Linked DNA regions of Homo sapiens: region 1 is linked to region 2. Evidence: chromatin loops called from intact Hi-C (ENCODE). Cell type or tissue: MCF 10A. All regions are shown on one strand. Each heading gives the region's core, and the rest is flanking DNA. Links, peaks and the distances in the headings are about the cores only. Region 1 has its middle 160 kb from the start of ZP4. Region 2 has its middle 260 kb from the start of LINC01139.

What was found. Hi-C counts contacts between places; a loop is a spot of excess contacts. Peaks named below come from ENCODE experiments on the same cell type or tissue, not always from the same donor. Only the 100,000 strongest peaks of a DNase experiment are listed, where the experiment ranks them.
Region 1: it touches region 2 in a loop (3-fold over the local background); 1 of 110 quality-filtered maps calls a loop at or near these places.

Annotation. Positions count from the first base shown.
Region 1 is chr1:238,047,532-238,056,136 of GRCh38, forward strand. No RefSeq gene overlaps it. Among named protein-coding and RNA genes, the nearest start is that of ZP4, 160 kb to the left of the region's middle. In MCF 10A, for the core only: no CTCF peak of the experiment used is centred there; DNase peaks (open chromatin) are centred at 5,210 and 5,560.
Region 2 is chr1:238,219,423-238,228,027 of GRCh38, forward strand. No RefSeq gene overlaps it. Among named protein-coding and RNA genes, the nearest start is that of LINC01139, 260 kb to the right of the region's middle. In MCF 10A, for the core only: no CTCF peak of the experiment used is centred there; a DNase peak (open chromatin) is centred at 4,029.

The DNA of each region.
Region 1 (8,605 bases), core at 280-8,279, 170 kb before region 2:
AAATGCTGCTTTTGTTACTGTAGAGTTGTAGTATAGTTTGAAGTCAGGTAGCATGATGCCTCCAGTTTTGTTCTTTTTGCTTAGGATTGTCTTGGCTATATGGGCTCTTTTTTGGTTCCATATGAAATTTAAAGTATTTTTTTCTAGTTCTGTGGAGAAAGTCACTGGTAGCTTGATTGGAATAGCATTGAATCTATAAATTACTTTGGGCAGTATGGCAATTTTCTTGATATTGATTCTTCGTGTCCATGAGCATGGAATTTTTTTCCACTTGTTTGTGTCCTCTCTTATTTCCTTGAGCAGTGGTTAGTACAAATACTTTTCAAAAAATATTTTTGATTTGTGTTTGGTTGAATCCATGGAGGTGGAACCCATGGATATGCAGGGCTGAATGTTAATGATAGTAGTAGAAATATTATACCATTAACATCAGCAATAATTGTTAATATTTATTATTTGTGCTTAGCACTTTGTTATCTCTTATAATGCAATAACTTTATGAGGTATTTATTATACTTGTCCTCACTTTACAAATGAGCAACTGAGATGCATAAATATCAGGTATTCTGTGCAATGTTATACCATCAGTAAATAGTAGCTCTAGGACTCACCCCTGGTTGCTCCAGAATGCATGCTCTTGATACTGATAGTGTCCTCTCTTCAGTGAAGGATGACAGGAGGTAAGAAGGTCAATCATGGGCTTACTGCCAAAAATCTTTTCCTTTAGAATTATAGAAATTCAGTTTGGGGAAATTGCTTAGCTATCTCTTCAGGTATACATCTTAAATTGATGCAGAAAATATATGAACAAGCTATTTATGAAAATAATTCAATCATATTAGACTGCAGCTCCAGGGATAAGTCATTGGAGGAGTTCATATCTGCCTGTAACAATGGGGGCATTGTGTTAACAAATGAAAAATGTTGACATACAGATTTCTTTATCCCACGGATGAGCAAACTGACAAAGCTGGACATTCGTCTTGTTATTTGTAATCATTCTCCGATTTTCTGTTTCTTTGATAATTGGCATGCTTATGGACATCTGGGACTTTGTCTGTTGGTCTTGGGAGGCTTCATGGCCTGTTATGCCAAGTCTGCAGAGCAGCCATCTGAAGATATCTCAACAGGTATTCATTACACTTACTTATGAGGTCCTGTCTCAAATCCTCTCACTGTGTAGATGTTGGTGGGGGATAGATTGTCATGTGGCCAGTACTGAAAGAATGTAAGAACGTATTTACCCCCAGTGATATGAGGCACATTAGAATCTCTGTTTTTATATTACAATAACTCACAAGCTTTGCAACAAAACAGTTGAGGGTTAAATAAAAGTTGCAATTTTGAAATGTTATTAAATGATATATAAAATTTATGATGAATACTTTCAAATAATACAGTAGCAGCCAAAGAAATTGAATGAGGGTAAAAATTTACATTATTTTTCCTCTCTGAAAAGAGTTCCCACATACCCTTCAATACAAATTTAAAACAAACAGCAATTACAGTTTATTTTTCAACTCACAGTAGGGGCTGTTTAGATTTTGGGTCTTTTTGAGCTTGTTAAATTCCTTTGTTCTGCTTTGAGAATCAGCAGGATACAATTGTAAGTGTCCGATGTAGGAACTTTGTCTTATTACCTAACCTTCAGTGGCTTAAAACTGTTTCCATATGAGTAAAAGAAGTAGTAGGTTTCATCCTAAATGGCATGTTATAATTTTGCCATGTGTTTATGTGGTGCTATGAAGCCACTGGGGTTCATGTCTATATAACCCTGGCAGTTATAGTTTTAAATGCCATAGAATAAACTCTAAGAGAAATTTCTCAATCTTTCTGATTTGCTTTTAACAGTTGAGTTAATTCTATGAGTATTTAGCCAGCCGGTACAAACTGTTGTAAAGGATGTTTACCAGACTGATCAATCACATCTACTTGGTCACAGTTTATTAACATCTAAACAGACTCAGTGTGGGAGAGGGTGAGAGGGAAGAATTCATCCTCCTTCATTGTGCCTATAGGAAAGATTTAAAGTTGTTTATTTTATTTCAAACAACGTATTGACAGTAAGACTGTTCATTATTGCTCAATGCAATTAGACTAGGAGTAGTCTAATTCATTGAAAATAATATTATGACTACATTTTAATATTATTATTCATTAAGAGCCCAAAATTAAGAAACAAAGAAGGAAAAAAAATGCCTATAATCCCACCACCAAGAACAATGGATATCATTTCAGAGTGTACATTTCCAAATGTTGTTTTATATATGTGTTTAGAAGACTTTTACTATGTATGGGTACAAATTTTTTCAAAATACCAGCATTCCATATGTGCTATTTGTGATGCATTTTATTCACTGAAATCCATTTTATACCACATTTCCTCATGTCATTGAGTATGCTTTTAAAGAAATAATTTTAATAGATTCTAGCATTTTAATTGTTCAGATACACTAAAATAGTAAAAAAAATATTTTTTAGACCGAGTGCAGTGGCTCATGCCTGTAATCCCAGCACTTTGAGAGGCCAAGGCAGGTGGATCATGAGCTCAGGAGTTCAAGACCAGCCTGACCAACATGGTGAAACCCCGTCTCTACTAAAAATACAAAAATTAGCTGGGCGTGGTGGCATGCTGCTGTAATCCCAGCTACTCAGGAGGCTGAGGCAGGAGAATTACTTGAACCCGGGAGGTAGAGGTTGCAGTCAGCCAAGATTGTGCCATTGCACTCCAGCCTTGGCGACAGAGCGAGACTCCGACTCAAAAAAAAAAAAAAAAAAGTTTTTTGCTATTATATACAGTGCTACTATAAATATCCCCATAACCAAACATTTGTGTACATTCTTATTTCTATTAGATAAATTCCCAGTAGTTGAAGTAATACCTTTATCATATACTAACTCACATATGTATCTATGTATCTTGTTCTGAATTTTCTAATCTGTTACACTGATCTGTCTACCCATTCCTGTGTAGTTCCTCACTCTTTTAATTATTATTGATGATATACTATTTCAAAAGATTTTTCTTTAATATATAGATTCCCCAGCCTTCTCCAATAAATTAATCAATGTCATAAATCCCATAGAATCGAGGATATTGATCTCTAAAGTCTAACCTATTTTGTTGTATTTTAATCATCCAATGCCTTCCCTGTCCAAAAGTGGGTAATGGCTAATCACCAACCTCTACCTACAGTTTTCTCTCATAAATTTTTTGAAGGTTTTTTTTTTTTTTTCACTAAGAACAATTTTCCCCCAAGGGCATTATGATCAAATTCCAAACTAATTTATCACTAATTGTGCTTACACAGATATGATTTACTATTTTCCACTATTCATTTTGCTGTTTCTCATTTTCATTGTTCATCCTACTATTTCTCTCTTCATTGAGGGTTGTTATTTTCTTCATTAGCAGGGCTTTTCACCTTTCTTAAACTCCTATGTGGCACAGAGACATTTACAACACTAGTTCGTTTCCCAACACACACCATTTCTCCATTTCTTTCTGCATTTACGTTGGTTCTGGTGTTTGGAGATGAATATGGATCTTCCAGTCCACTGATTTTTTCATGTGGATTTCACAAATGAAAGAAAGGAGACACTTAGCCACTCTGACTTATCATTATGAAAGTTATTTTATTTACATACAAGATCAAAGGACAGCAAGTGAACAAAACACTTATTTCTTAGAAAGTACAGAACATGAAATCTTTATAGAACAGCTGAAGAATAAGGAAAATCTTAAAAAAAAAAAGAATACGACAGTGTTCATGGTAACTTTATGATCATAAATAGCATTCATTAAAGAAATGTTAGAGTATGGCTTTGCTTACCAGGCAACTATCTTAAACTTATAGAAAAAGAGAAGAGACCGTCTTAGAAAATGACATTTTAGAAGAAAGCAAGTTAATAGAAAGAGACAGCAACATGAATACAAACAAGAGGGAGACAGAAACAGATAGGCGCCCACATAGCTCTGTGTCTGTTTGTGGTGTGTGTGTGTTATGCATGTGGTGTATGTGTGCTGTGTGTGTGGTGTGTGGTGTACATATAGTGTGTGTGTGTGTGTATGTGTGGTCTATATGTGGTGTGTGGTATATAGGTTGTGTGTGTGTGTATGTGGTGTGTGATGTATGTATTTGTGGTGTGTGTGTGTGGTGTATGTGTGTGGTGTATATGTGTGGTATAGATGTGTGGTACATGTGTGGTGTATGTGTGATATGTATGTTTTGTGTGTGTGCTGTGTGTGCTGTATGTGTGGTATGGTGTGGCGTGTGTGTGTCTGTGTGTGGTGGAGAGATGAATGTTGGAGAATGCCTCTATGGAGAAGTCATATCTTTAATGAAGTCCCAAAGAATTCATTTCAAAGAAGTCACAAGGAATTCATTTCAAAGAAGTTCAAGAAATTTGTGCTGGGAAGAGGATGGAGAAAGATAATGTTAAGTAGATTAACTAACACATACCAAGACCCATAAGAGAGAAAATGGTTTCTAACTGCAAATAATACAGTTTATACAGAGTACATTGTATGTATCACATAAAATTGTAGAGAGATAAAAGTGTAAAATGAAGAGATTTTTCCTTTGACTCAGAAATCCTACTTCTTGGAATCTCTCTCAATAATACACTGGCAATGACTAATGTACACAGCATTATTTGTAATAGCACAAAACTGAAAATAACTGAAGTGTCATTCAAAAAAGATTGTTTGAATAAAAAATGGCAAATACATAAGAACTATGCAATTAGTGCTGTCCAAAATCAATTTTTAAACAAATATAATAATGTACAGAGAAATATTTATAGTAAGCTTTCTTTTACACAAGAAAGCGGGGTATGAATACACACACACACAGTAATGTCATGTAAAACTAATGCTAATAGCATGTTCAGTTATGGGGGTGGGTAAGGAATGGAACAGAGGGGAGCACGTTTGGAAATGACATTTATGGGTTTGTACCTTGTTATATTGCTTTAAATTTGCAATCATGTAAAAGCTTTATATAATAAAAAACCAAACACATAGAAAAGAAAGGAATCTTTTATTTCTGAATCAGGTCATGACTGGATTTAGTATTTACCCTCACAAAGTAAACTTTTATAAAAATGGACAAAAAGGTGTGAAGCAACTGTTTGCAGCACTGAACAATAGACAGGGTGTGGCTGTAATCCTCCCAGGGAAGGGAAAAGCATGAGGTGAGGTTCACATTCACTCCAGCTTTTTGCCTGGGGCAGTTCCCATAACACACAACTGAGAAGTAGAGCCTAGGTAGAGATCAATAGGTGTCACTGAATAGAGAAAAAATACAGATTGAAGCTCAGGGATTTTGAAGTTGCTAGAATTTTTGGGACGGGATAAAAAAGAGCGAACTATGCAGAGGCAAAGCTCCAAAAATCTGTACAAAGGATCCCTTGAATCTTTGGCTGAATACTAAGTCTATGTATAAAAATGAAATTTCAAAGAATTGGTCAGACAATAGCTACAGGAGAACGGTGAGCTAAACAGGACACAAGAGGACATACTTCCTGTGAGTCGGAGTGAAGAAATGATACTTAACTTATGAAACATTTATTTGCAACCACAGAAAGGTTGTGCCTCAGGAGTTGGGTTATGCAAGCTTAGCTTAAGGCTGTCCTCTCCAATATGGTTAGCTTCTAGATACAATTGGCTATTTTAATTTAAATGAATGAAAATGAAATAAAATTTAAAACACAGTTATTTGGTCACAGTAGCTATATTTTAAATAATCCATAGTCATGTGGATAGTAGCTATGATATTAAAAAAAGTGCAGATAAAAAACATTTCCATTATCATAGAAATTTCTTTTAGATAGCACTGATTCAGGTAAGGGCTCTTCTAGACCTGCTTTGGAAAGGGTAAAACCAAGCCTTGACGTGAATCAGCTGACCTATTAGTAATGAACCACCTTCCAGAAGAAAACAAAACATCCTTTAAAGGAAGAAAAGGAAATCCAGACTCTCAAAAATGTAGCATCTATAATGTACAGCATCTAATAAAAAATATTAGGCATGAGAAAAACAAGAAAATGACATTCATAATCAGAAGACAGTCAATTGAATAGACCCAATAGGTCAATCAAATAATAGAGATTTTTGAAATTGTTATGAAAGGACTTCAAAATAGCTATTGCAAACATATTAAAGTATTTAAAGGAAAATATGGATATGATGAGTAATTCTACAGAGAATCCCACCAGAGAGATGAAAATTACAAAAAAAATCAAATGGAAATTCTAGAAATAAAAATTCACTGGATAGGATTAATGGGAGATCTGACACTGCAGAATAAAAAAATACATTAACTCGAAGACATGACATTGAAACTGTCTTTGCAAATATAACAAAGAGAGAAATCTGGCATGGCTGACACCATTTTGCTTCTAGCCTCACAGGCTGGCTGTCCTCACTTATTCCTGGGCATAAGTGAAGCTAACTATGGGAAGAATCAGTTTATAGTTTAATTTTGAATTAAGGGTAATAGTCCCTCCCTAAAACTGATCTCTTCCTTGTTCAGGCCCTGAAACTGCCTTTGTAAGAGGAATAAAAGGCCACAAGATTAGGATTATGGGAGGGGCCTAAACTCTGCTAAATGTAGACATAGTTTCTATAAACCCTTACTGTCAGGAGTCATGTGGCCAGAGGTCACAAGATTTGTGACTTCCCAGTTGCTCCTGTAGATAACATCACTATTGTAGAACCTAAGATTGGTCTTTTGAGATGTTTTTCAGACTGATCCCACACAGACTCATGACTCCTGACTCAACTAGTCCTGTGGCCCCCACTTAGAGGTGGACTTAGTGCACAAGGACTGTTTTCCACACCTCTATGATTGCATTCTTTACCAATCAGCAGCACACATGCACTGTCCTCTGACTGCCAAACTATTCTTGAAAAACTCTAATCTCTGAGTTTTCAGTGAGACAGATTTGAGTGAGTTCTCCAGTTCTTCCATGTGGTTGGCCTTGTGTTAATTAAACTCTTTCTTTCTTTGTTTGTTTCTTTTTTGACGAAGCCTTGCATTGTTGCCAGGCTGGAAGGCAGTGGTGCAATATCGGCTCACTGCAACCTCTGCCTCCTGGGTTCAAGCAATTCTCTTGCCTCAGCCTCCCGAGTAGCTGGGATTACAGACACACACCACCACACCCAACTAATTTTTGTATTTTTAGTAGAGACGGGGTTTCACCATGTTAGCCAGGGTGGTCTCAATCTCTTGACCTTGTGATCTGCCCACCTCAGCCTCCCAAAGTGCTGGGATTACAGGCATGTAAACTCTTTCTTTACTGCAATACCACAGTCTCAGTGAACTGGTTTTGTCTGTGCAGCAGGCAGGAAGAACTTGCTGGGTGATTATAACATTAGAAATTCATTAGAAATTCATTTGTGCTGAATCTCTATCTCTCTCTCACACACACCCAGAGAGAGAGAGAGAGAGAGAGAGAGAGCAACTCAATAACTAGTACAAAATAACAAACAGTATAAAAAACATGTTTTTGGAGTCCCCAGAAGAGAAAAGAGGGAAAAAATTGTAGCAGAAAAAATTATTTGAAAAAATATCTGATAAATTTCTAATTTTGATGAAAACTCTAAACTCACACACCTAAAGAGCCCAATTAACCTCAATCAGGATGAATACAAATAATTATACACCTAGGTACATTATAGTCAAATTTATAAAAACCAAAGATAGGGAGAAAATCTTAAAATTATCTAGAGGAAAAAAGGCATATATACTAAAACAACATTAAGAATGATCGCTATCTATTAAGAAATAATGTAATACAGAAATTAAATTACCCCTTTAAAAAGAATCCCCCATCCCCAAACTGTCTATCTGAAGTTCTATATCAAGAAAAATTGTCCTTCAGTTTAATATAATTGTGGTCTACATGTATGACTATCTTTCTAAAGGGGAATTTAGTGCCTTCTGTGTCAGTCTTTTATATTACATTTTGCCTTTTAATGTTGTCATACTGGTTCATATCTTAATACAATGTAAATAGTTCTAATCTATCCTCTAGTATCTTCCCTTAAGATGTGTGAATATAACAAAATATGCACCCTTTTGTCTTTTTTTGTTCAAGGAAAGAAACAATGCCTTCAATAGTTCCTCACATGACTTAATTTTAGAGCCTTCAGAATTCTGGTTACTCTGTTTGAAATGTATTTTTGTTTAGTTTATATCTTTCTTAAAATGAATGTAATTCCAGAAATAGATGTCATTCTCCAAGTATCATCTAAACAGAGGAAAGTATGAGAAGAACCTTCCTTATAAATTATGAAAGATTATGCAGTTACTGTAGAATTATTTTGTGTAATTTGAAAAAAAAAAGCTTATCTATCTATCTAGAAAGGAAAATAAAATCTTAGGGCCCCAGACTCCCTATGTCAAAGGGAAAAGTCAAGCTTGGGAACTGAGTCATGCAAAGCTGCCTCCCATTTTTTCCTAAATAGATAGCTACAAAGATAAAAGGCTACATACGTCTCTCACAGTTTGCTCACAAGTAAATTCCTTGTGGGCCCCAAGATATATAAATAAGAGACAGAGGTCTTACTCTGTCACCCAGGCTAGAGTACAGTGGTACA
Region 2 (8,605 bases), core at 501-8,500:
AGCCTCTCCTAGACCTCTGAAGAGAGTGAAGCCCTGCAGACACCTGGATTTCAGCCCAGTGATACTGATTCCAACTTCAAGTCCCAGAATGGTGAGAGAATAAGTTTCTCTTAAAAACTAAATTGGTGATTGTTTGTTACAAAAGCCGTGAAAAACTAACACTGTGTGTAGAGAAACAAGTGATTCAAAAGGTTAGACAGAGGGCAGATGCTGAGACATGGTGGTATCCCAAGCAAATTCCCAATCCCTAACTCTATACTAGAACCGACAGAACACCTGGGACTAACTCAAAGGGGAAAGTAAGGACCTGGATCAGCTGGAAGGACCCTTTCTAATTGCAGATGTGTTGCGAATTTTGTTTCTGAAGAGTTCCAATAGTTGAGAGAACTCTCTGTAGAGCAACAGACTTCAGTAGTCTATGGGGGTAGTGGGGATGGGACTGTCAGGAAGAATGCTTTTGGAGACCAGACTGAGAAGCTTTTTTCACTATGTTTTTAGAAAGAAGAGTCTGACCCAAATTCTTAAAAAAAATCAGAATAGATTTGCCAAATTTCTTTATGTGTCTGGGACTATGTGAAATGTACGTAAGTAGATTTACATTTGCGGAATCAAGCTTTCTATTACTTAAAAGCTGCAGCAAATACCCTAAATGAAGACATATAAATAATCATTTGGTGATATGATAGAGACTGTTAGTTGTTTACCAAAATCTAAAACGAATCTATTTCTTCTACTGGAATACGAATAGATTACATTTCCCTGCTTCAACTGAACTTAGATGTGAGACCCAACTCATGTCATTGAGTTCTACTGAGTGGATGCAGATCAAGATAAATAGTAGAAGGAGAAGAGATCAGGAGAAGACACACAAAATGACAGTCATTTCCACTCAGATTCTATTAGATAGAACTCAAAGATGATGGAGCCACAGGTGGATGAGATGTAGGTCTCTAAATCACCATTTGGAGCAAAACCACTGATGACCTGGAAAACCTGCAGCAGAGTATCGTAAAATAATAAATTTCTATTGTAATAAGACACACAGGTATTTTAGGTTCATTTGCTGCTACAGTCTTGCCTAATATACAGAAATAGGCATTTTTATATAAGCCGCTGCTCTAACAATAACAATATGGATAACTGAAAGTGGAAATGGATATCATACTCTGAAAAGTTGACAAAGTTTGGTCTAATGTTTAGTAAAACAGTCACGTGTACTAACTTGCAAGGCAGGCTGGGTGACTCTAGGAGAAGTGGTTGGAAAGTGTAGTATGGACTTTTACTTTTTACTTTAGTAAGGCATTACATCTAAGGTGAGGTGAAGTGGGAATTTGCAGGTTTGTGGAAGAAGAAATAAAGAGTAGAGATATTTGGGGCCTTACACAATTGGAAAACAAAGTACTTTGAACTTCCAAACAGTGGGAGTTAAGGAAGCTTTCTCTCTTTACCAGCCTATGTTTTAGATGGTTTTAAAGTAGCTGCCATTAAGGTGAGAACTAGAAAGGTAGAGATGGGGCAAAAAAAAATCAGGATAATAGAGAAGACCTATTATCTTTTTCCAGAAAGGTAATTTGATTATGGATAATGAAACATGGAACTGATTGGAAGCACAGAGGAAATCTACTAAACTTTAGAGGGATTCACATTGCTAAAGAGACCACAAGCCTGGCTTTAAAATCTTGTGACTGCTTAAGCCTTAAAATAATCTGTAGGCCTTTGTACTTGCACAGGGTCACTTAGAGACATCATGAAAATGCAGATTCCCGGCCTCAACCACCAAGGATACTACGTGGCACATGAAAAATGCTGCCCTTCTCACCCCAAAGATGTCCAGAACCTAATCCCCAAAACTGTGACCATGTAATATATAATATGTAGTAATTTATTTTTAATTTCTCCCAAACCTCCAATATTCAAAAACTAAACTAACCTCTTCTTTTTTTTTCTTTTTTCTTTTTTTTCTTTTTTTTGAGACGGAGTCTCGCTCTGTCACCAGATTGGAGTGCAGTGGCATGATCTCGGCTTACTGCAACCTCTGCCTCCCAGGTTCAAGTGATTCTCCTGCCTCAGCCTCCCCAGTAGCTGGGATTATAGGCACCTGTTGCCGCACCCAGCTAATCTTTATATTTTTAGTAGAGACGGGATTTCACCATGTTGGCCAGGCTGATCTTGAACTCCTGACCTCAGGTGATTTACCTGCCTCGGACTCCCAAAGTGCTGGGATTACAGGCATGAGCCACCGTGCCTGGCCACTAATCTCTTCCTTATACCTGTAACAGCTCTGTGCCAACTACATGCATATATCTGTGCATACACAGGCAGACACACGTTGCCTTTCTTGTACATTTCAACACTATTAGCACCCAATTTCTTGTGATCAGTGCCACATAGACACAAACCCACTGCTGAATGGCTTTTCTTCACAACAATCTATGGCTCGTGCCAGCATGAGGAGAAGCCCATGCAGACAGCTGTGCTCACTTCACTCAGTGATCTGAACACTTCACTGACTGTCTTCGGCTCATTTGTTGAACACTAAACCTTTTGGTCATGCATTGAAGATCCTCTGCCATCTAAACGTAAAACATTCTTCCAGTTTCATCTCTCATAGTAGTTTCTAAAAACATAGCTAACATTGTAGCCAAATTTGATGACTCTCAAGTTCAACCAAAATTCCTTTCCTGTCTCTGCATTTTCTTAAGTCATTTTCTCTAGTTCAATTATTTTTAAATTTACTCAAGTTAAACTTTCTCCTTTCGCCTTTGGAACTGTACACATTTTTTAAGCCCTAGCTTAGGTGCCACATTCTCCATGAGCATTTTTGAAATTTCATTTATTTGAAAGAACAGTACTCCCTTGGCACAGTCAGTTGGCTTGTAATTATTCTGGCTTTCATAATAGTTGGTTGTATAACTGTCTTATGTCCTTTAATGGATTGTAACCTCTTTTTGGACAAGCACCAGTCTTAATTATTTTTAAATCCATCAATCAGCCCAATGGCTTACACAAAAAGCTCAACAAATATTTGTTGAGTAAATTAATTGTTGGATGAGTAAATCTATAAATGAACTTAATGAAGGCTGGAATTTTGTACCAGCAGCCAGTTTTTATGGTGTTCAAATGTAATGACATTATAGTTATATGTATCCATGTATGTGGATATATTATATATCCACATATGTGGGTATGTATGTACACATGCACACACATCTATATGCATACTTATATATACATATGCATACATATATTTACATATTTGTAAGGTGACATTGAGGAAGTTCAAGTTTTTCAAAACATATTGTAAAACTTATTAAACATTACTTGTATTTCATGTATAAATTAGTTAATAATTTTAATAACATTTTTTGACCATATGATATAGTCTGTAAATATGAATACATGTTTAAAAGTGTATTTCTTTTAAAATGGTCTCTTTTAAACTGTTATGTAAATAATCACATAGGAGATATCAGAAGTGAGGACACGTTCCACCCAGTGTCCTTGTTTTCTCACTTGTCTTGATTAAGAGAATGGGGCTCATTTATTAGTCCCTTTCTTTCTTCCTTTATGGAAAGTGTAGCATTTGTAGAAAATAATCATGTATCACTGAAGCAACTGAAACTGAAGCAAAATGTATAGCCTATTATGACAGTAATAGTCCAGAAGGGTAATGCAGTCCTGATAAAATAAATATGAGATTGCTGTTGTTTTGTGTCACAGAAAATGTAAAGTCCCCTTTCTATAGCTGGGCTTATAGCCTTGTTTATCTCTTGTGCCATTTTGCCGTTCAATTTACTGTGTAGTGATTGTCTAATACAATGAAAACCAGAAAATCTTCCACTGAGCAATGCCATGCTGTCACCTAGCTCTTTCCAGGGAGAAAATAGGATTGGAAGAGATGATTACAGTGAAGAAGCACTGTTATATATTGGAAGATGGTGAATATGGCATTTTTTCAGCTACATTGTGTGACTAACAACAGCATAAAACCTTAGGCTTTGCCCTAGCAGAATGAGTGACATATATGACTCACTAACTGCGTGGTATGTCCTAATTTCTCCTGCCTGCTTGAAAACCAGACTGCCTAAAACAGTAAAATGGGTTATTAGAGCACGTCTGAGTTACAATTAAGTAAAGTGAGAAACACTGAAGTGGAAAGCAGACCAAGTTCACCCTTACTTTGACTGGCTGTTTCACATCACAAAGATACAAAGCAATTTTATATTCTTTAATATTGAGAAGGACTGTAAACTGTTTGTTCTTTTATACCAAATCTCCCATGGCCTGCAGAATTTGGTAACCCGTAATTCGTTTATATGCCTTGCTAGTCCAACCCAAGACTGGGGCTTGAATCCCTCACTGAAGTGTTCATTAGCATTATAATCAGCCTCACTCTCAATTTATGTGTTGATTTGTTTGTATTTTAGTCTCTCTTTACTTTGAGAAGTAACTTGAAACAGTTTATAATGTAAATACACATATGGGAGTTAAAAATAAAGACTAAAGGTAAGAAAATATCGAGAAAAAAGTAAAATAAATACTAGAGCTTCCAAAGTTTCACCAGGAAATGAGGAATTCAGGCAAGGGATGGTTTTTTCCCTCATGGAAAAAGAAGCAGAATGAGATCAGAGATCTTGGGAGTAAACAGACCTTGATTTGAGAGGATCTGAAACCACCATGTTGTAAGACACACTGCTGGGAACATTTATACATTTTCTTTATTTTCTCTTTGGTCTTAGTATCTAGTTAACTATTTTAATGAAAATATCCGTCATGACTAGACTCAGGCATGGCACACCAAGGGGATAGCTGTGGTGACTGGCCAAACTGGGAAATGTCTGCACATCACTCTCTTCCTATCTCCAGAGACTATTTTCAGATTGAAATCTGCAGGGTCTGAATTCCCGTCTATTTTGGGAAGCCACATTCCACTATTAAGGTGAAAGACCACCCCTAAGCGATTGATAACAGAAGGTTATTAGCTTTGTGTTTCCTGGCAGCCAACAGATAGCAACACAGCTTGCAAGAGTTATCTGATAAAATACACCGTAACACTTTAGAAGAAACAAACTTTTACTTGGCACTACATTCTAGTAGAATTTACCTTATATTTTACTGACTTTATGAAAAGGATTCTCCATCTCCAATAGCAGGTTTGCAGGATATGCAAACATCTTTGATTTTGGTTTTAATTTTAATAAAGTCGAGGGTCACACTGTTAAATTATAATTTACTAACCTCCTTTGCTCTGTTATTATTGGCTGTGTCTTAGACCAGCAGTCTCCAACATTTTTGGCACCAGGAACTGGCTTCATGGAAGACAATTTCTCCATGGACTGGTAGGGGGGCGGGGTATGGTTTCAGGATGATTCAAGTGCATTACATTTACTGTGCACTTTATTTCTATTATTATTCCATTGTAATATATAATAATTATATAACTGACCATAAAGTGGAATCAGTGGGAGCCCTGAGCTTGTTTTCTTGCAACTAGATGGTCCCATATGGGAGTGATGGGAGGCAGTGACAGATCTTCAGGCATTAGATTCTCATAAGGAGCATGCAACCTAGATCCCTTGTATGCACAGTTCACAACAGGGTTTGCACTTCTATGAGAATCTAATGCTGCTGCAAATCTGACAGGGGTCAGAGCTCAGGTGGTGAAGGGAATGATGGGGAGCAGCTGTAAATACGGATGAGGCTTCACTCACTCACCCACTGCTCACCTCCTGCTGTGTGCTCCTTAGACCATTGTTCCTAGAGGCATGTGTATTTAGCAGGCACTTTAAATTGTCTTTCTTGAATATTAATTATCTCATCAGCACTTAAGGATAACTTATTTATGAGAAAGAAAAAATAAATTAGGAAATAAACATTTCCTTAATTACAACAAAGACTACATATAAAAAAGATATTGGAGAAAGTGCGAGAAAGAGAGATAGGTGGGAAACAGGTTTTAATAATATTAATATTTAAATGCTTTATTGTCACATGCAATCTCTTTCTCCAGATCTGCTATTTTTTTCTTGGAAGTCTTCCTGGTTTGGCATGCTCCAAGGAAGATCAACAATATAGTATTAGCATATTTCCAAAAGCCTATGGACAAGATAGATTTCTGAGAAGTGCTGCTTATTTCTAAGTGAGTACTCTCTTATAATATTGGCTCTTTCCATTACTATTTATCCAAAGCCTATTTAGATGAATATCCTTTCCTTACATTCTCTAAAATAGCTGCATTTAAAATATAACACCCCAGTATACCCAAAGCCTCTATAAGGTGAATATGAATAAAATCAATTTAAAGTATAATTACTGCAATTTCACAGTGAAGACTCTTTGCATCAAGATTTCAGTTTTTGAAGACTATAAATGTTGAGGGGATCATAAAATAACAATCATTTGGTGAAGGCCCAGATTTTATGCTTTCGAAATAGCATGAGGTTTATGACAACATTACACCAAAGGTATCTAAAACGAAAACCAAAATTTTTGCCAGAGTTGATTGTCTCATCAACAGGTGTCCTAATAAATTCAGTTAGTTTTCCCTGAAGGTGGTGAGCAGTGGGATACTAATTTTATGCTAATTTTGACTTTGATTCCTTTATATCATTAATTTATTCCTCAGCAGTGACATGTCCTGAACTTCACAGTAAAGTCAAAGATCTCTAGAGATTGAGTTAATTAGGTCAACAGAAAGGAGAGTATGTAAAGCTTAGTTTTAGGTGTGAAAACTCATAATTAACCCCACTTATTTTAAAGGTACTAGTATCCAAGTTTTTTCTTTGTAGAATAATTGTATAATGCATTATTGAAGAAAAATTCCTACTTCTTTACAAAATCTTTCCAGTAAGGGGTAATATTTACAAAAGTTGTTATCAGTGGCCACAATAAACAGAATTCTTCTTTGGTTTCATATTTTCCCCTATGGACAATATATGATGTATTAAGCTATTCTCAGGCTGCTGATGAGGACATACCTGAGACTGGGTAATTTATAAAGAAAAAGAGGTTTAATGGACTCACATTTCCACGTGGCTGAGGAGGTCTCACAATCATGGCGGAAGGTGAAAGTTACATTTTACATGGCGGCAGACAAGAGAATGAGAACCAAGTGAAAGGGGTTTCCCCTTATAAAACCATCAGCTCTCCTGAGACTTATTCATTACCATGAGAACAGTATGGGGGAAACCTCCCCCATGATTCAGTTTTCTCCCACTGGGTGCCTCCCACAACATGTGGGAATTATGGGAGCTACAATTCAAGATGAGATTTGGATGTAGACACAGCCAAACCATATCATATGTCTTACAAGTGGGCTTCAAGTGTGAAAGGTTTTGTTGTAGCTCTCTCTCTCTCTCTCTCTCTCTCTCTCTGTGTGTGTGTGTGTGTGTGTGTGTGTGTTTTGTATAGTAAAGAATTTAATCTTATTCAAGGAGAGATATGGCTTTGTCCTTGTCTTCTGGAAGGTAATATCTAAGCCCTTGGAACATTGTTTCTGACAGGAGTGTAACAATGTGATTTAGGGCAGGGGGTTGGCTATGCCAGGCATTCCAACAATGTGATTTGATGTGGGAGCCTTGGGTCACCGAGTAACAGCTTGACCTCTAGAGGGGCTGGACACTGGATGAGCCATGTGTGTAGTCAGCTGTGCCTGCAGATGGAGTGCCAGCAAGGACTCTGGGCACCAAGGCCTGGGTGAGCTTCCCTGGTTGGCAACACTCTGACCTTATTGTCACACTTGAAGACAACACTTTCCATGACTGTGCAGAAAGGACAACCGGAAGCTCTGAATTTGGAACCTTCCTGGACTCTGCTCTATGTGCCTCTTCATTTGGCTGATTTTATTCCCTATCCTTTAGCTGTGATACACTGTAGCCACGTGTATAGCAGCTTTATGGAGCCATCTATCATTCACCAGAAGCTGTGTCCAAGGATACATAATTTCACTCTTAAAATCATCTATGGTTTCGGCTGGGGTAGGTATTGTTGAAGCATTTCTGTTCTGAACTCAGAGTGCATAAAATAAAGATTAAGAGTAATGGCTTTAAGAATTCACTAAAAATTCTTGAACTTTACGCCTTCCTCAGTTTCATATTGTAGTTTCCTTCTTTCTTTCTTTTTGTTGGGGGACAGGGTCTGGTGCTATCGCCCAGGCCGGAGTACAGTGGCCCAATCATGGCTCACTGCAATCTCTGCCTCCTGGGCTCAACAGATCCTCCTGCCTCAGCCTCCTGAGGAGCTGGGACCACAGACAAGCACACTCAGCTAATTTTTGTATTTTTTTGGTAGAGATGGGGTATTGTCCAGGCTGGTCTTGAACTCCTGGACTCAAGCAATCTGCCCACCTCGGCCTCCCAAAGTGCTGGGATTACATGTGTGAGCTACCATGCCCAGCCTGTAGTTTCTTTTTGATGATTATCCGGGAAGGGATTCGAGAGGAGCTACAGTCAGCACATCTAAGTCTGCAACTAGTCCTGAGTGGGAGCAGCTTATTCAGGGGAGAAGTAGGGTGGCTGAGTCCTTTCCCTTAGCAGCAAGGTGGATATTGGAGCACAGAACAATTGCCACGACATGGCTTTAAGGCTTAAGTCTAGGAAGAATTGGG